Linked DNA regions of Homo sapiens: region 1 is linked to region 2. A link is an interaction called in ENCODE POLR2A ChIA-PET data of the cell type or tissue named here. Cell type or tissue: Caco-2. All regions are shown on one strand. Links, peaks and the distances in the headings refer to the core of each region. The heading gives the core; the rest is flanking DNA.

Region 1 (7,923 bases), core at 17-2,516, 370 kb before region 2:
GCGATTCTCCTGCCTCAGCCTCCCTCGCTGGGATTACAGGTGCACGCCACCACATCCGGCTGATTTTTGTATTTTTAGTAGAGATGGGGTTTCACCATGTTGGCCAGGCTGGTCTTGAACCCCTGACCTCAGGTGATTCTTCTGCCTTGGCCTCTCAAAGTGCTAGGATTACAGGCATGAGCCACTGTGCCGAGCTTATGTAAATTTTTTAGACTCGAGACTAAAGTCAGTAAGATGAAATTGTTAACATAAAAAAAAATGTGTTATGTTTCAAAAATTCTGAGTTTGAAAGATGTGCCAGGTACTATATTAAGAGCTTTATGATGGGGCACGGTGGCTCAAGCTTGTAATCCCTGTATGTCCGGAATTGGTGGTTCTTGGTCTCGCTGACTTCAAGAATGAAGCTGCGGACCCTCGCAGTGAGCGTTACAGTTCTTAAAGATGGTGTGTCCGGAGTTTGTTCATTCAGATGTTCAGATGTGTCCGGAGTTTCTTCCTTCTGGTGGGTTTGTGGTCTCGCTGACTTCAGGAGTGAAGCTGCAGACCTTCACGGTGAGTGTTACAGCTCTTAAAGGCGGCACGTCTGGAATTGTCCGTTCCTTCTGGTGGGCTCGTGGTCTCACTGGCTTCAGGAGTGAAGCTGCAGACCTTCGCGGTGAGTGTTAACAGCTCATAAAGGGGGCGCAGACCCAAAGAGTGACCAGCAGCAAGATTTACTGTGAAGAGCGAAACAACAAAGCTTCCACAGCATGGAAGGGGACCCTAGCAGATTGCCACTGCTGGCTCAGGTGGCCTGCTTTTATTCCTTTATCTGGCCCCACCCACATCCTACTGATTAGTCCATTTTACAGAGAGCTGATCGGTCCATTTTACAGAGAGCTGATTGGTCCGTTTTACAGAGAGCTGATTGGTCTGTTTTGACAGAGCGCTGATTGGTGAGTTTACAAACCTTTAGCTAGACACAGAGTGCTGACTGGTGCCTTTACAATCCTTTAACTAGACAGAAAAGTTCTCCAAGTCCCCACCTGACCCAGAAGCCTAGCCGGCTTCACCTCTTGATGGCACTTGCCGTGGGACTTCGTGGCACCTAGCCCAGGCACTCCAGCAGCCCAGAGGGAGCTCGTTCCTCGATCAAGCCCACCTGGAACCCACGCCGGCCCGCAAGCACCGTGCACAGCCCCAGCTCCCACCCATGCCTCTCCCTCCACACCTCCCCGTGAACAGAGGGAGCCGGCTCCGGCCTCGGCCAGCCCCAGAGAGGGGCCCCCACAGTGCAGCGGCAGGCTGAAGGGCTCCTCCAGTGCATCCAGAGTGGACACCGAGGCTGCGGAGGCGCCAAGAGCGAGCCAGGGCTGCTAGCACATTGTCATCTCTCAATCCCCCCCTCTAAATAGGATACCTTAACTGCTGTTGGGAATTTGGCTGATGACTGCTCTAGCTACTTCCTGCTGGATAGGGGCGAAGAAGTGGCCCTGCAGTTGTGTCCTCCAGAGGGGAACTCTTTAGGCCAGTGGAAGGGCCAGCAGGTCGGTCCAGGGGTCCTCGGTAGAAGTTGTTAGTTGAGCTCATTTGGGGTTCCATTTGTAAGACCATCTGTAGCTTGATGGCCTCGATTCTAGAGGAAACAAATTTGACAAGAAGGTTAAAAATACAGGGTCCAAAGGCGAGTAACAGCAACATGGCTGCCACGGGACCTAGAAAGAGGAGAAGCCATGTTGCCCAACTCTAGAAGTTGGTATAAGAGTTTGAAAGGCGTTGTCTGATTTCAGAAGCCTTTTCCTGAAACACCAGGCAGCATCTCGTACTATCCCTGACTGGTTAGTGTAAAAACAACACTCTTCCCCTAAGAAGGTGCAGAGTCCTCCTTTCTCAGCAGTGAGGAGGTCTAGGCCTTGGCAGTTTTGGAGAGTCACTGCTGCTAAAGAGTCTATTTGGGATTGTAGAGTAAGGATAGATTTCATCACTTCCTGCAAACTGAGAAATCCTTTGAGAGTGTGTGGCAGTATGATAACGCATGTTACACTACTAACTTTTAGCAAACTTTACTTTAGTTGAAAACCTTGTAAGTTTGGGATTTCAATTATTCTTTGCTATTAATAAGACCTTGTTCAGTCCATATTAACTTAAAATTGGTATAGATGGCTCCTTCCTGATTCTGCAAGTACTTTAAGGTTTGGCTGAGTGCAAACAGCTCGAACGTTTAAGCAGACCAATTATTGGGCAATTTTCCTAACTCTGCTTCTGTAAGAGTTTCCTTATCACTTACTGAATACCCATTGTGTCTTTTTTCCTAATTGCCTGGGAGGAACCATCTATCATCCTGTCCTGAAGGGAGTTCCTCCTATGTGTGGTCAGACCTTCAGATTTAGATCTCCTATTAGGAAACCTGCTGGGTTAAGGATTTTTGATAGGAAGGCTATGGGTTGTCAGTGGCCTCAGTGCTTTCAGGCTATGCCCTTGTTTACACTGACAACAAGGTGGTATTGGAGTGTTATAGGGTTACAGAGAAGACCTTAAATTACCAATTGTAGGTTTTAAATTTGCCCTGGCTTTTAAAGGAATAGGGTACACCGTTTTTTCTTTACTACTTCCATCTCTCTTTCTCTTTGACTTCTTTGTCTCTCTCTTCCTCTCTGTCTCTCTCTTTGACTCCTTCTTTGTCTGTCTCTTCCTCTCTCTCTCCTTCTTTCTTTGACTTTTTGTCTCTCTCTCTTTCCTTTCTGTCTCTTTCTCTCTTTCCTTCTTTGACTTTGTATCTCTCTCTCTGCTGGTCTTTCTCTGCCTCTGCCGGCTGCTTATGCTGCTGTTCTCCCCTCACCTTCCCCTTTTTGATGGCTTCGGCAGTGTAAGACTGCCACCTCTTTGGGTTTTTGCACTGCGTGCAATAACTCCATGGTTTCCTTGTGGTATTTAATGGGGGTTCCCCCAGAGGTTAGGAACTCCCTTTCTTTCCATATTGCAGCATGGGCATGTAGGATTAGATAAGCATACTTGCTATCTGTATACACATTTATTCTTTTTCCCTTTCCCAGTTCTAAGGCTCGGGTAAGTGCCACTATTTCTGCTAACTGGGCACTGGTCCGTGGGGGAAAAGCTTACTTTCAAGTACGGTTACATCACTAACTATGGCATAACCTGCCCTTCATATCCCATTATCCACAAATAAGCTTCCATCGGTATACAGGTTAAGGTCAGGATTAGCTAAGGGGACTTCTAAGAGATCATCTCGGGCAGCATAAGTCTGGACTATAATTTGTTGGCAGTCATGCTCAATTGGTTCCCCATCCTCTGGGAGAAAAGTGGCAGGGTTGAGGGCCACGCACGTATGTATCTGAAGCACAGGTACCTCAAGGAGTAGTGCCTGGTATCTAAGTAGGCGGTTGTCTGATAGCCATAAACTTCCTTTGGCACCTAGTATGCCATTTACATCATGAGTAGTCCAGACAGTGAGATCCTTTCCTTGTATTATCTTGATAGCCTCTGACACAAAGACGGCCACCGCCGCAACTACCCATAAACAGTGAGACCAGCCTTTTGCTACTATATCAACTCCTTACTTAGGTAGGCCACTGGTTGTGGGGTTGTCCCACGAGTCTGAGTAAGGACTCCAAGAGCTATCCCTGCTCTCTCTGTGATGTATAAAGAAAAGTTTTGTCCTGTGGGAAGGCTTAAAGCTGGAGCTTGTACTATAGCCTGCTTTAAGGTTTTGAAGGCTGTTTCTGCCCCTGGTTCCCATTCTACTAGATGAGTATTTGCCCTCTGGGTCTCCTTGATTATAGTATAGAGGGGCCCAGCTATCTCGCTGTATCCGGGGATCCATAGTCGCCAAAAGCCGGTGATTCCAAGGAACCCCTGCAACTGTTTTAATGTCTTAGGGTGAGGATAAGCCAGTATAGGCTGTATTTGTTCCTTGCTGAGGGCCCTGGTCCCTCTGGCTAAGATTAGGCCCAGATATTTGACCTGCTGTAGGCAAAGCTGGGCCTTCGACCTAGACACCTTGTACCCTTGATTAGCTAGAAAGTTCAAGAGATCTAGAGTAGCCTGCTGGCATGAGGCTTCCAAACTGACAGCCAAAAGTAAATCATCCACATACTGAAGGACCAGAGTGCCTGGACTTGAGAAGTGACCTACATCTTGGGCCAGTGCCTGACCAAATAGATGAGAGCTATCCCTAAACCCTTTGGGCAAGACTGTCCACGTAAGTTGGGATGTGTGGTCTGTGGGATCCTGGAAGGCAAAGAGAAACTGGGAGTCAGAGTGCAGGGGAATACAGAAGAAGGCATCCTTGAGGTCCAGAACAGTGAACCATTCTGCTTCCTCTGTTATTTGAGAGAGCAAGGTATAGGGGTTGGGTACAACTGGATATAGAGGAATTACTGCCTCATTGATGAGTCTAAGATCTTGCACTAGTCTCCACTGACCGTTTGGTTTTTGTACTCCTAGAATTGGGGTGTTGCAGGGACTGCCACATTTCCTTAGTAAGCCTTGAGCTTTTAAATGTTTAATAATATCCTGTAAACCTTTATGAGCTTCAGGCCTTAAGGGATATTGCCTTTGAGAAGGAAAAGTGGTGGGGTCTTTTAGCCTGATTTGGACTGCATGGGCATATTTTGCCCTTCCAAAGTGTCCTTCCAATGCCCAGACTTCAGGGTTGATTCCCTCTTCAAGTAGGGGACAAAAAATGGGTAACTTGTTCTCCATATTCATGTAGATAATAGCTCCAGCCTTTGCTAATATATCCCTCCCTAATAAGGGTGTGGGACTTTCAGGCATAACAAGAAAGGCATGTGAAAAGAGCAAAGTCTCCAATTACAGCTGAGGAGGTGGGAGAAATACCTGGTTACAGGCTGTCCCAGGATTCCTCGGATGGTAACAGACCTTGAGGACAGTCGTCCAGGACAGGAGATTAACACTGAGAAGGCCATGCCAATGTCCAGGAGGAAGTCAATTTCCTGGCCCTCAATGGTTAAACATACCTGGGGCTCAGGGAGGGTGATGACATGAGCTGGCGCTTGCCCCAGGAACTCTTAATCCTGTTGTTGGATCATCTGGTTGGGGGCTTCTGACCCAAAGAATCTTTGTCCTCTGGAGCAGTGCACCTTCCAGTGATTGCCTCGGCATAGTGGATATGGAGGAGGGGTTGGCTTGTTTCTCATTGGATAATCTTTTTTAAAGTGTCCTTGTAAACCACACTGATAACAAGCCCTACCAGGTGATTGGCCTGCTCCATTTTCTGTCCTCTCTGAACCACCAAGGTTTGTTTGTCTGAGGGCCATGACTAAGGCTGTGGCCTTTCTCTGATCTCACTTTTCCTTTTGGGACTGTTCCTCTTGGTCCCTATTATAGAACACCGAGGTTGCTAGGTTTAATAATGCCTTCAAATTTTGTTCAGGGCCCAGGGCTTGCTTTTGGAGCTTTCTTCTGATATCTGCTGCTGATTGGGTAATAAACTTATCTTTTAGAATCAATTGAATCTTGAGTGATTCAGGTGACAGGGGAGTATATTTTCTTAAGGCCTCCCATAGCCGCTCAAGGAAGGCAGAAGGATTTTCTTCCTTTCCCTGAGTTATGGCGGACATCATTGAATAATTCATGGGCTTTTTCCTAATTCTCCTTAGTCCTTCTAGAACACAGGTCAACAGATGTTTATGACTCCAGTCCCCATGATCTGAGTCAGGGTCCCAATGGGGATCCATACTGGGGATGGCTTGCTGACCAGTAGGGAATTTATCCCTTTCTTTGGCTGTCATTCTATCATTTACTTGACTAAGATACCAAGTATCTCCAAACTCTCAGGCTGCAGCTAAAGCTGCATTCCTTTCATCAAAGGCCAGGGTTTGATCTAACAGTAGCATGACATCTCTCCAAGTGAGATCGAAGGTTTGCCCTAGACCCGGTAGGACATCTATATACCTATCAGGATCATCTGAAAACTTCCCCAGGTCTGCCTTGATCTGCTTTAAATCAGAGAGGGAGAAGGGGACATGTACCCAGGTTGGGCCAAATTCCCCTCCCCCTACAGCTTGAAGGGGACATAACTGATGGTCCGGGGGGATTTGTGGTCCTTTGGAGATTTCTTTGCTTATTTCTTTCTGAGCAGGGGAGATTAGAGGAGGATTATCATTAATAGTAAGGGGAGCTACAGGGAGGCTAGGATATGGGGGTAAACTGAGAGGTCCTCCTGTGGGATGTAAATTGCAAGCTTTGCATAGTTGTGTATTCTCCTTCAATGAAAAGAAAGCTAGGACATAAGGTATTTCTCTCCATATTTGCCTTCGCTCTTACAGAAAAGGTCAAGCTGCAGGATAGTATTGTAATTTGTACTTCCCTCAGGTGGCCATTTTTCTCCATCAGAGAGAGAATATTGGGGCCAGGCCATAGTGCAGAAAAAAATGAGCTGCCTCTTTTTCAGGGTTTGTGGGTCAAATTGGCCCCAATGGCTTAGGATGCATTTCAAGGGTGAGCCTGTTGATGCCTGAGTGTTTCCCATCTGAAAGACAAAACCACCCACAGTTTTGGTTTGTTTTGTTTCTCCCTCTGCCTAAGAACCTGCAATGGTCCCTGGACCCTGCTGATCAGAATAGTTGTGCTTACCGACGCAGCAGCAGAAACAACCCCTGCCCAAGAACCTGCAACCATCCCTGGACCCTGCTGATTGGAATAGTCGCACTCACTGACGCAGCAGCAGAAACACTAGTTTTCCTCCCAGGCCACAAAGAGGACTGAGGAAGGTTGGATTTAGTGGCCCTTACTGACACATTCTCAAAAACCTGCAACCTTGCCTGTCCTCCTAGACCACAAAGAGGACCAAGAAAAATTGGATTTAGTGGCCCTTACCGACACATTCTCGAAAACCTGTTAGAGTCCTAAGCATTCTCCTGTTAGTATTGTGACCTTACCCGTGTCCTATAAAGATGTTATGCCCCAAAAATGAAGTGGAGGGCCATACCCTGAGGGAGGGAAGGGATCTCCAGAGTTGGAAGAGTGATGCCTTTTGTCCTCACTTATATGAACAGGAAGGATACAATTTCTGAGGCTCCCCATATCCTAGCTTCAGGAATAGCTTTTGTTACGCCTGCTTGTCTGAGGAGGTATCCTAAAATTCCAGATAGTTCCCCCTATGATGGGGCTTTGGGCAAAAATTATGTCTTTCTGATTGGTGAGCCTGGGTGCCTAAAGAAGGTAACAGAGTCCTGAAGTTGATACTAGAAATCATTGTTATAGGAGAAACTAGAAAAGCACCAGAGATAGGGAGTGGTTTTTAGAAGGGAGGCTAGCCTCAGAGAAAAGAGGCAAGGGGAAGTTTGTCTGGCAAGCATTAGGACCCAGAGGACAAGGGTCAGGATAGATAGGATAGATGGGTGAGTCTCACTTGGGCGACATGCCTTTGAGAGTTCCGCTCATGGCTGCTGGGTCAACCAACTTGTTGTCGGCACCCCGGAGCTGAATGGCTTTCCTCTCTGTCGATGCTCGGCTCAGCCCAGAAGTACAGGAAAAGCGGAAGCTGGTTCCAGGCAAACCAATGCTCCCAACTCTGAAGAGTCGGAGATTGTTAGAGAGCTCTTTCCCAGAAAGCCTGACACCCATGTCTTTAGTCCAGTGGCCATGCTAGTCACTTTTAACTGGCTGACAGGTGCCCGGTATTTAGCCCCCGAATTCTACGGAAAAATAGGACAGAATAGCAAGCGAAAGGGGTTCGATGGGACTCTCCACTTGGCGATAGGCGATGGTCTCAGCAATAGGCGATGGTCTCACTGCTTGACGATAGTCTCACCGCTTGACGATAGTCTCACCACTTGACGATAGGCGATAGTCCCCTCGTGGTCGCCAAAATGTGTCCGGAATTGGTGGGTTCTTTGTCTCGCTGACTTCAAGAATGAAGTCGCAGACACTCGCAGTGAGTGTTACAGTTCTTAAAGATGG
Region 2 (8,162 bases), core at 3,206-5,705:
CTAGAAAACCCAAAGCAACATTGCAGAATATCAAACAAACAAACAAACAAATCAAAACAAAACTTAGTTTAAACCAGACAGAAAAAAACAGAAAACCTATACAGGCATGAAAGTTAGACTGGCAGCTGATTTCTCAGTAGCTATACTGAATATTTCAAAACAGTGAAACCGTAGTTTCTATGTTCTGAAGCAAAATCACTATCAACCTATAATTCTATGCAGCTAAACTATAACCTGAGAATTAAGGTAAAATTAAGATATTTTTGGTCATATGAAGACTAAGAGGATATGTTTCAGAGGCATAAGTCACATTAATTTAGGTGTTAGCCTCTTGTTGGTGCTAATATCTTTGTTTGCAAGTTTTAATATTGAGAGATGCTGAATAACAAAAGAGTGGATGGAGATGTATTTGGTGGACTGGGGCTGACCATCCATTTCTCTCTCCTTCTGGTGTGACTTCTTGAATGAGAACTGTATAGGAGCATTAAAGCACGGTTCCCAGGCTCCTTGAAGTGAAATTCCAGCATGATTCAGAAACAATCAGATGTGCTCATGCAGGATCAGGATATGCTGGTTTTGCTCCTTTTGGCAAGCAAAGTTGTAGAACATTCTTCCTCTTTCTGGAATTTTGGCAGAGGCCTCAGGGACCATGTGCTACTTTTTCATGCATATTGAAAGGCAGGGTGGAGAGCATCTATTTTTTTTTTTAATGTAGATTGGAACAATTTGGCTTAGATCTTGAGACACTGATAGCAGAATTACAGTGATTTTCTGATTATGCTGGTTCCTTGTGTATGGTCCTTTGCTTATTGTAGTGACAAATTATAGCTGTGAAAGGGTGGTTCTGAAACAAGTGACTTCCTGATTATAGAAGAGGTAGCCACTTTTTGTAACCCAGTTCTGAAGTGTGGCCATAAAATATGCTGCAATGCCTTGCCCAGATTCCTTTCATTTGGCCAGTACGCCCATGCCCCAGGGGCTATTAGCTACTAACAGCTCATAACTGCTCTTCCTCTCTGAAGAAATGCCCTGAGATGATGGTATGCAGATCACCTGGAAAGTTATGCACCATCCTCCAGGGACAGCCCTCAGCCAATGTCTGAATGACAAGAGGGTATAAAAAGCCAGTCTTCTTATCTCAAGGGTAACCAACTCTGTGGGGGTGACTTGTGCTTAGAGCTCACTTGTAAGATCAGGTTGAAAACAGTCTCCATCTGAAACTTTATTTTCACTTCATTTGTGTTTCCCTCCCCTAAGCTCGTTCTTTCCTCTCCTTCTCCACTCCCTGAATAAATTTTGAACAAGAATCCTTTTCTCAGGCTCTGCTTCTAGGGAACCACATCTTGGATAGTTGTGTGCCAGGAGTGGGCCTATGAAACAGACCATTAGGGTAGGATTTGACTCTTCTCAGCTGGATTACAAAAAAGATCCAGTTACTGGTGGTAGGTGGAATATTAATAGTGACTAGCATGTTGGACCAGTAAGATTGCTAAGACTTTCCCCTGTGGTGAGCTGGGATGGGATACAGATGAAAGAAGATACATGAGACAGTATAGTTTCTTGAGCATTTGAGAAGATTGGGGAAATCATAACTATAAGGACTATGGAGTTGGATGTCTGCTGCTAATCGCAAATGATTTGTTGAAAAGAGAAAATGACAGGCTTACATATATTAAGAACTTAAAGTTTAGAGTGACATTCAAAGGACTTTTTGAAAGTGTTTCACGAAACTCTCATCTTCCACAGCCAGAGGGCCAACAGAGCTGATGATTTAGGCCCAGGACTTAATTGTAGAAGTGGAAGAGGCTTCAAGGGAGGCTGAATTTTCAGTGTTGGTAAGTCTCCCATGCTGAAGCGAGGACACTGCTAGGGAAGGAGTGAAACCCTGAAACTTGAGACCTAAGGTGATGCATTTGAGAACCTTGAATCCAGCTTCCCTTGAATCTTTTGCAGAGTGGTAAATTCTCTCATGTTCCAGAATAGAAGTCTCAAAAACAATGCTTGTCAAAAAGCAATCGGCCCTCATATTCACCACTGACCAACAAAACCATAGCAAGTCAAATCTCAGCTTATCTTGATGAGGGATGTGATGGGGCTGTCAAAGGAGGAAATATTGTAGGACAAAGGAAGTGCAGAATATGGTTACCTTGTGTTGGATGACACTGTCTTGAGGGCTTCTGCTAAACAAAGGAAAGTTTGTCAATAGGGAGCATTCTATGTGACACAGTTTTTAACACTCAGGCATGAGCTGTGGTAATACTTTCTAGATTGGCACCCAGAAGCCTGTGAGGTATGACCTGCAATCAAAGAAAAGGCAAAGAGCTGTTGTGGCCAGTTGCGAAGGAAGGGATAGGTTCAGAGAATTGGGAATGCTAATATTTTCCTCAGGAAGACCTAGAGGACATTCTGCTCACAAAGTCAGTAAGAATCTACTGTGAAGTGGGACATGAGGATCATTGGTTACATCAGTAATGGCTGTTTTCTCTGTTAGAGAGAACGGTTGGAGCTGTTATAGAAAGAACTAGGCTCCTGACTCGCAACGCAAATGGTAGAATTCTAGAATAGCAGAGGATAGGCACTAAACCATCAGATGCAATGAGGAGCACCTGAAATATATTTTAGTATTCTCTTGATAATTACTGAGTACACTAGGAAGAGGGAAAATCACAAGTCACATTGTCTATTAAAATGCAAAAATATTAAACAGAAATATTAATACATTGAATGTAGCAATATATATAAATCAATGTGTGTGTATGTATGTGTACATATACATATGCACAACAAATTGAGCTTATTCCCCAAGAAGGTGTTTAACACTAGAAAATTAATGTAATTTGCCATACTAAAAGAATAAAAAAGTAAAATCATGTCATTATTTCTGATACAGAAAAAGAATTTATAAAATACAAGAAGTATTTAAGATTAAAAAGGAACAGCAAAACCTCAAACAAAAATCAAGTACAAAGTGAAATTCCTTAATCTGTTAAAAGGTAAACACCATAAATAATGGTGACATATCGAAAGCATTCCTTTTAACAACAGGAAAAAGACAACAGTAACTGCTAACGTCACTTTGTTTAACATTTTCCTGGAATTTCTATTCAGTGCAATAAAAAAAAACAGGGATTAAAAATAAAAAATATTATGTACTGATGATATGTGCGTGTAGTTAGAAAATCCCAAAGATTTGTAGCTCTATTTTAGAAATTATGAGCTGGTCAATTTTCTTGGATGCAAAATAAATGTACCAAAAGCAATTGCATTTCTATATAGCAACAACAAACAGATGGTAAAGGTAAAAAATACGGCTCAACACAAACGTAGAAAGAAAGTGCAAGCAATCATAGGGAGGTCTGAAAACTACCAGACACAGCCCTAGGGCCCTTTTTCAGTTGCACAGCATATGTCAACTTCAGATAATGAACCATCAAGATATGCACAGGCTATCCTAGTTTTAGGGGAGCCCAGGAAATAAATATGTAGAGAGGTCTTTCATATACTCCGAGCCACACAGCTAAAGCCAGGCTGTAAAATTGGTCAAACTAGGTGCAAACCAGTAATTTATATATTTTTAAACTAAGTAAGCTAGTTAGTACAGAGTCCTTCCAAAAGAGTTTCAGTTTTTAAACAGCATAATATAAATCATTAACTAGTATACCTAATCCTACTTTGGCCAAGGGTCATACCAGACTTCCGTGCATCCCTGCAGATAAGCATAGTGCTGTTTCAGTCCAGCTGCAAGATAACCCTATTTTCACCAAGTCTTACATCTACTTTATATGAAAACATCTGAAACAAAAGTTACACATTAACCTTTGTTCATTCTGCATGTTGGATAGAGAAATATTTATTACAGTACTCTCTGAGCTTGCCTGTATTTTTTTGTTTTGTTTGGTTTGGTTTGGTTTTGTGAGACAGAGTTTCCCTCTTGTCATCCAGGCTGGAGTGCAATAGCACGATCTTGGCTTACTGAAACCTCCACCTTCCAGGTTCAAGCGATTCTCCTGCCTCGGCCTCCCAAGTAGCTGGGATTACAGTTCCACATTGCCACGCCTGGCTAAATTTTTGTATTTTTAGTAGAGATGGGGTTTCACCATGTTGGGCAGGCTGGTCTCAAACTCCTGACCTCAGATGATCCACCTGCCTTGGCCTCCCAAAGTGCTGGGATTACAGGCATGAGCCACCATGCCTGCAGGGTCTGACCTGCAGACGCTGGTGGAGCGACAGACGAACAAATGTATGCAGACACAGATTTTTTGCCTGGGCCGGTGGCTAGGGGACCAGGCGGCTCACAGACACTGAGGAGGGTGCCATAAAGAGTCACAGCAGCCACAGCCCTGACAAGCCGGTGCTGTGGGCATTTATTTAGTACAGATTTAATGACAAAAGCTTTGAGTCAACACAACTTGTGGGTAATTAACATGGTCACGCCCTCCCTCACCACCCCACCATTCCCCAGAGAGCAGTCCTGTGTGCGGATGATTAAAGGCCAGGTTCCAAGGCCTAAGCAAACTAACTTATCTAAATCAATTCCCTTGCACTTCCTTGTTATCTACCCTGAGAGAATTCAGCTGCCTTCAGCCAAATCCTCTTTTGAAGCTTTTGCAAAACCTCCTGGCCTTCCAATAAGGTTTGCATCTTTTTCTTATAATTTCTCGCACCAGCCTGACTGATCTTCTATATCTACCCCTTTTCTGTTTGTTTTTTTTTTTTTGTTGTTGTTGTTGTTTTTTGCATCAGGTTTTGTTAATTGAAGAGCACAGATGTGTGCAGCAACAGGTTTGTCTGGCGCAGAAGTCACTGCTCATGTTGTGGCTTTGCATCCTAGAATTAGTAAATAACATAAGACAAACATGAGTATAATCAGTAACATTCTTTTCCAATCAAGGAGTGACCCCCACCAGGAGTGGGGTTTTATCCAAGAGAGATGTTCTCACACATCCTTCCATATGGCTGTTTGTTGGGTGTGTAGATCTACGGCATTTAGGGATTCCAAAATTCTAGTTTTAAGTTGCCTTATGTCTGCTGTTAAATTATCTTGTAAGATTCCCCAGAGGTGTTGTTTCACCTCATCCCAACTATGTGTCAATTGATTCCGAGGTAGAGAAGTGACACAGGTATGCTTATGCTCCCAGTCACAGTTTAATTGCTGTCAAAATGCCAACGCATCTTGTCGCTCCCCCACATATTCCAAGGAAGCCTTGAGGGCTTGCAGATGTGCAAGAATCTTTTGATCTATACCCTGCTGTAAGAGAAGTTCATTAGACACATTACTGGCCAAGTTATCTACAAAAGTAGCTGTTTGTACTGATTCAGTAATAGATGGCTATAGCAACACTAGCAGTTGCTAGGATGACTATGGCTGAGACTATAAAGGCTATCAGTGTAACTGAATCTTTTGTGTCTGATCTGGGATAGGGCATGTTCTAAGGTGGCAAGGGCAGAGGAACCTTGCCAATTGCATGTTAAATTGACTAGTAGGAAAACCTCAGATTGTCTCCTCAGTACCATGACACTAGTAATATTTAAATTAGATATATTATAATTAGTGATACAAGAGGCGAACCAAGCCTGTCCCTGCACTCGGGTCACAAACGAGGAGTTTTAGGGTGTAATAGAAATATTGGCTCACATAAGGAAAACATATGGATGGGTAGTGTAAATCAGGCACTGATCAGTGTGATTATGAAAAAAGGTCATAGTATTATTGTGACTGGATTATGATATGTCCCATGCCAGGTGTTAAGGGAGGTGCCAAGATGTCCCAGGTGCCATAAATTGTACTGGGGTGGCATGGACCTTACGTGGGGTCTGGGATATCCCATTCCCTTATTGGCCCAAATTATAGGGGAATGGGACGTGGCTATGAAACTGTCATTGATGCCATGATAGACGTGGACATCAGTACAATCGCCCTGCAAATGGCTGTGGGGGCTCCAGTCTAAGATGTTATAATTGCCTAACTGGGGACTATGGGCTTGTCCCCGTGACAGACCTCCCAGCTAAAATGGAATCCATTACTTTCCTGACTTTGTTCTTTAGCACAGGGAGGAATGTTTGGGAAAGTGGCATTAATTGCGTGGCCCAGTTTGAGGCTACCTGCAACTAAGACTGTTAAGGCATTTCCTTTGCCATGATGTAGCCATAATTGTGTTTGGGCAGGTACACAGTAAGGGTTAGAACTTTTATAACTAACACACAGTGGGAAGATAGTGGAGTGATATGTACTGTTACCTGGCACCTTAGTCCAATGTGTGCCATTAATGAGGGACCCCACTGGGGGTAAATCTATCCCTCCCAGCCAAACAGTTATGTTATTAGAGGCTGGGAAGGGGGTATCTGCCTAAGTAACAGGGCAGAAAAAAGGAGGATTTAGAAGATGGGCTTAATAGAGTGTAGCAGGTACAGGTTGCAGGCAAAGTGAGAGAATAAAAAAGGTCCTACAAGAGTTGCGATGTACAACAGAAAGCATAGCAAGGAACAGATTATCTGGAGTGAATGGTGTCTGTGTCCAGAGCAGGATTTGCTCAGCCTCCTAAGTCATCTTCTTCAGCATCCCCCAGGTGATGTTTGGGGCTTGTGTCATCTGTGGAAGCCACATTGTCCGGGGCTGTGGGTCTTGTAGGGTTAACTCCTTCATTTCGGGTACCGGGTTGGGTCCTAGCCCCGCCATGGTATGGTTTGATGCATTGTGCTGGAATCCAAAGAGGACCTGAGGGGGTGTGAACACAAGCATATCCTCTTCCTCATTTTAGCAAATCATTTGGACCACACCATACATTACTATTTACATCTTTCCATAAATCTGCAGGTTTTATGTCTTGAGAAGTTTTAGCAAAGTGCTTTTCTATGGCTGATTGAAATGTATCATCTAAATTTTTTAAATTAAGGATAAATAGTGCTTGTGCTAGTAGTGTTGCAGGGTCCTTACTCATATTCCCCCTTTTTTGTTTTCTGGGCATATTTTTAAGAGTGGAGTGGGCACATTCTAATATGGCCTGTCCTTGGGGGCTATACGGGATGCCTCCGGAATGTTGGATGTTTCATGTGTGACAAAATTGTTGAAATTGTGAGCTGGCATAAGCCAGATCATTATCAGTTTTAATTTTTGTGGGCTGCCCCATAAAAGCAAAAGTTAAGAGAAGATGTTTAATAACATATTGAGTGGACTCTCCAGGAAAAGCATGTGTGCTAACTAGGTGAGAATTGGTATCAATGGATACATGTACATATCTTAGTTTTCCAAATTCAGGGATGTGTGTAACATCTGTTTGCCATAACTGATTAGGTTCTAGTCCTCTAGGGTTAACACCTGTTGAAGGAGGGGGATGTGCCTGTGAGCTGGCAATCTGAGCATTGCAGGATAATTTGTTTAGCTAGTCTTTGGGTAAGTTGAAATTGTTTAGTTAAGTTTCTCCAACTTTGGTGGAAAAACTGATGCTATTGGGTGGCTTGGTCAAGTAGTGACATCATAATTTGCAGGCCTGCTTGATTCTTACCATGAACTAGTAGGCCAGGCAGTGAGGTGTGGGCTCAAATGTGTGTTATAAAAATAGGATGTGTACATTGATCTAGCAATTGATGAAGTAGCAGAAAAAGTGCACACAGGGTGGGCTCAAGAGTGGACTTAATGAGGGCTGGTTTAAGGTTCTGCAATAAATAAACAGAGTAAGCAGGATCACTAACAATGTTGATAGTCTGAGTGGAAAAAATTTCCAGGGCCAATATTAAGGCTTCAACCTCAGCTCTCTGAGGGCTAGTAAATCCAGAACGAATGAGGGAATTATGTGGTTTCCACCAGATAGCCGCTTTTCCATGTTTACCAGAGCCATCAGTAAAAAGCGTTAAAGTGTTAGGTATGGGAGAGTGAACTTCTTTTGTAGGCACAACTACAGGAGTACAAGATAAGAACTGAAGTAGTTTATCAGCAGGAAGGGCATGCTCTATATGGCCTGTGTAATCAGAGAGTGCTATCTGAAAATCTAGAGATGGGGCAATACTGCTTCAAATTGCTTTTTGCTTAAAGGAATTCTGATGACATCAGGGTCATAACCTAGCAACTGATTGCATCATCTGTGGCCTGAATAGATGACTTTATTAACTAGCTGGATATAGGAAGATAGAGTTTTAGTCCCTGTATGTGAGCAAATAACCCACTC

Evidence for each region. ChIA-PET counts read pairs that join two places held together with the same protein. Peaks named below come from ENCODE experiments on the same cell type or tissue, not always from the same donor. Only the 100,000 strongest peaks of a DNase experiment are listed, where the experiment ranks them.
Region 1: POLR2A ChIA-PET joins it to region 2 with 7 read pairs; 2 of 35 experiments call an interaction of 5 or more read pairs at or near these places.

What each region holds. Positions count from the first base shown.
Region 1 is chr4:158,658,275-158,666,197 of GRCh38, reverse strand. No RefSeq gene overlaps it. Among named protein-coding and RNA genes, the nearest start is that of C4orf46, 9.7 kb to the left of the region's middle. RefSeq lists an enhancer at 6,230-6,736. In Caco-2, for the core only: no CTCF peak of the experiment used is centred there; no DNase peak of the experiment used is centred there.
Region 2 is chr4:158,295,091-158,303,252 of GRCh38, reverse strand. No RefSeq gene overlaps it. Among named protein-coding and RNA genes, the nearest start is that of TMEM144, 89 kb to the right of the region's middle. RefSeq lists a silencer at 402-696. In Caco-2, for the core only: no CTCF peak of the experiment used is centred there; DNase peaks (open chromatin) are centred at 3,712 and 4,442.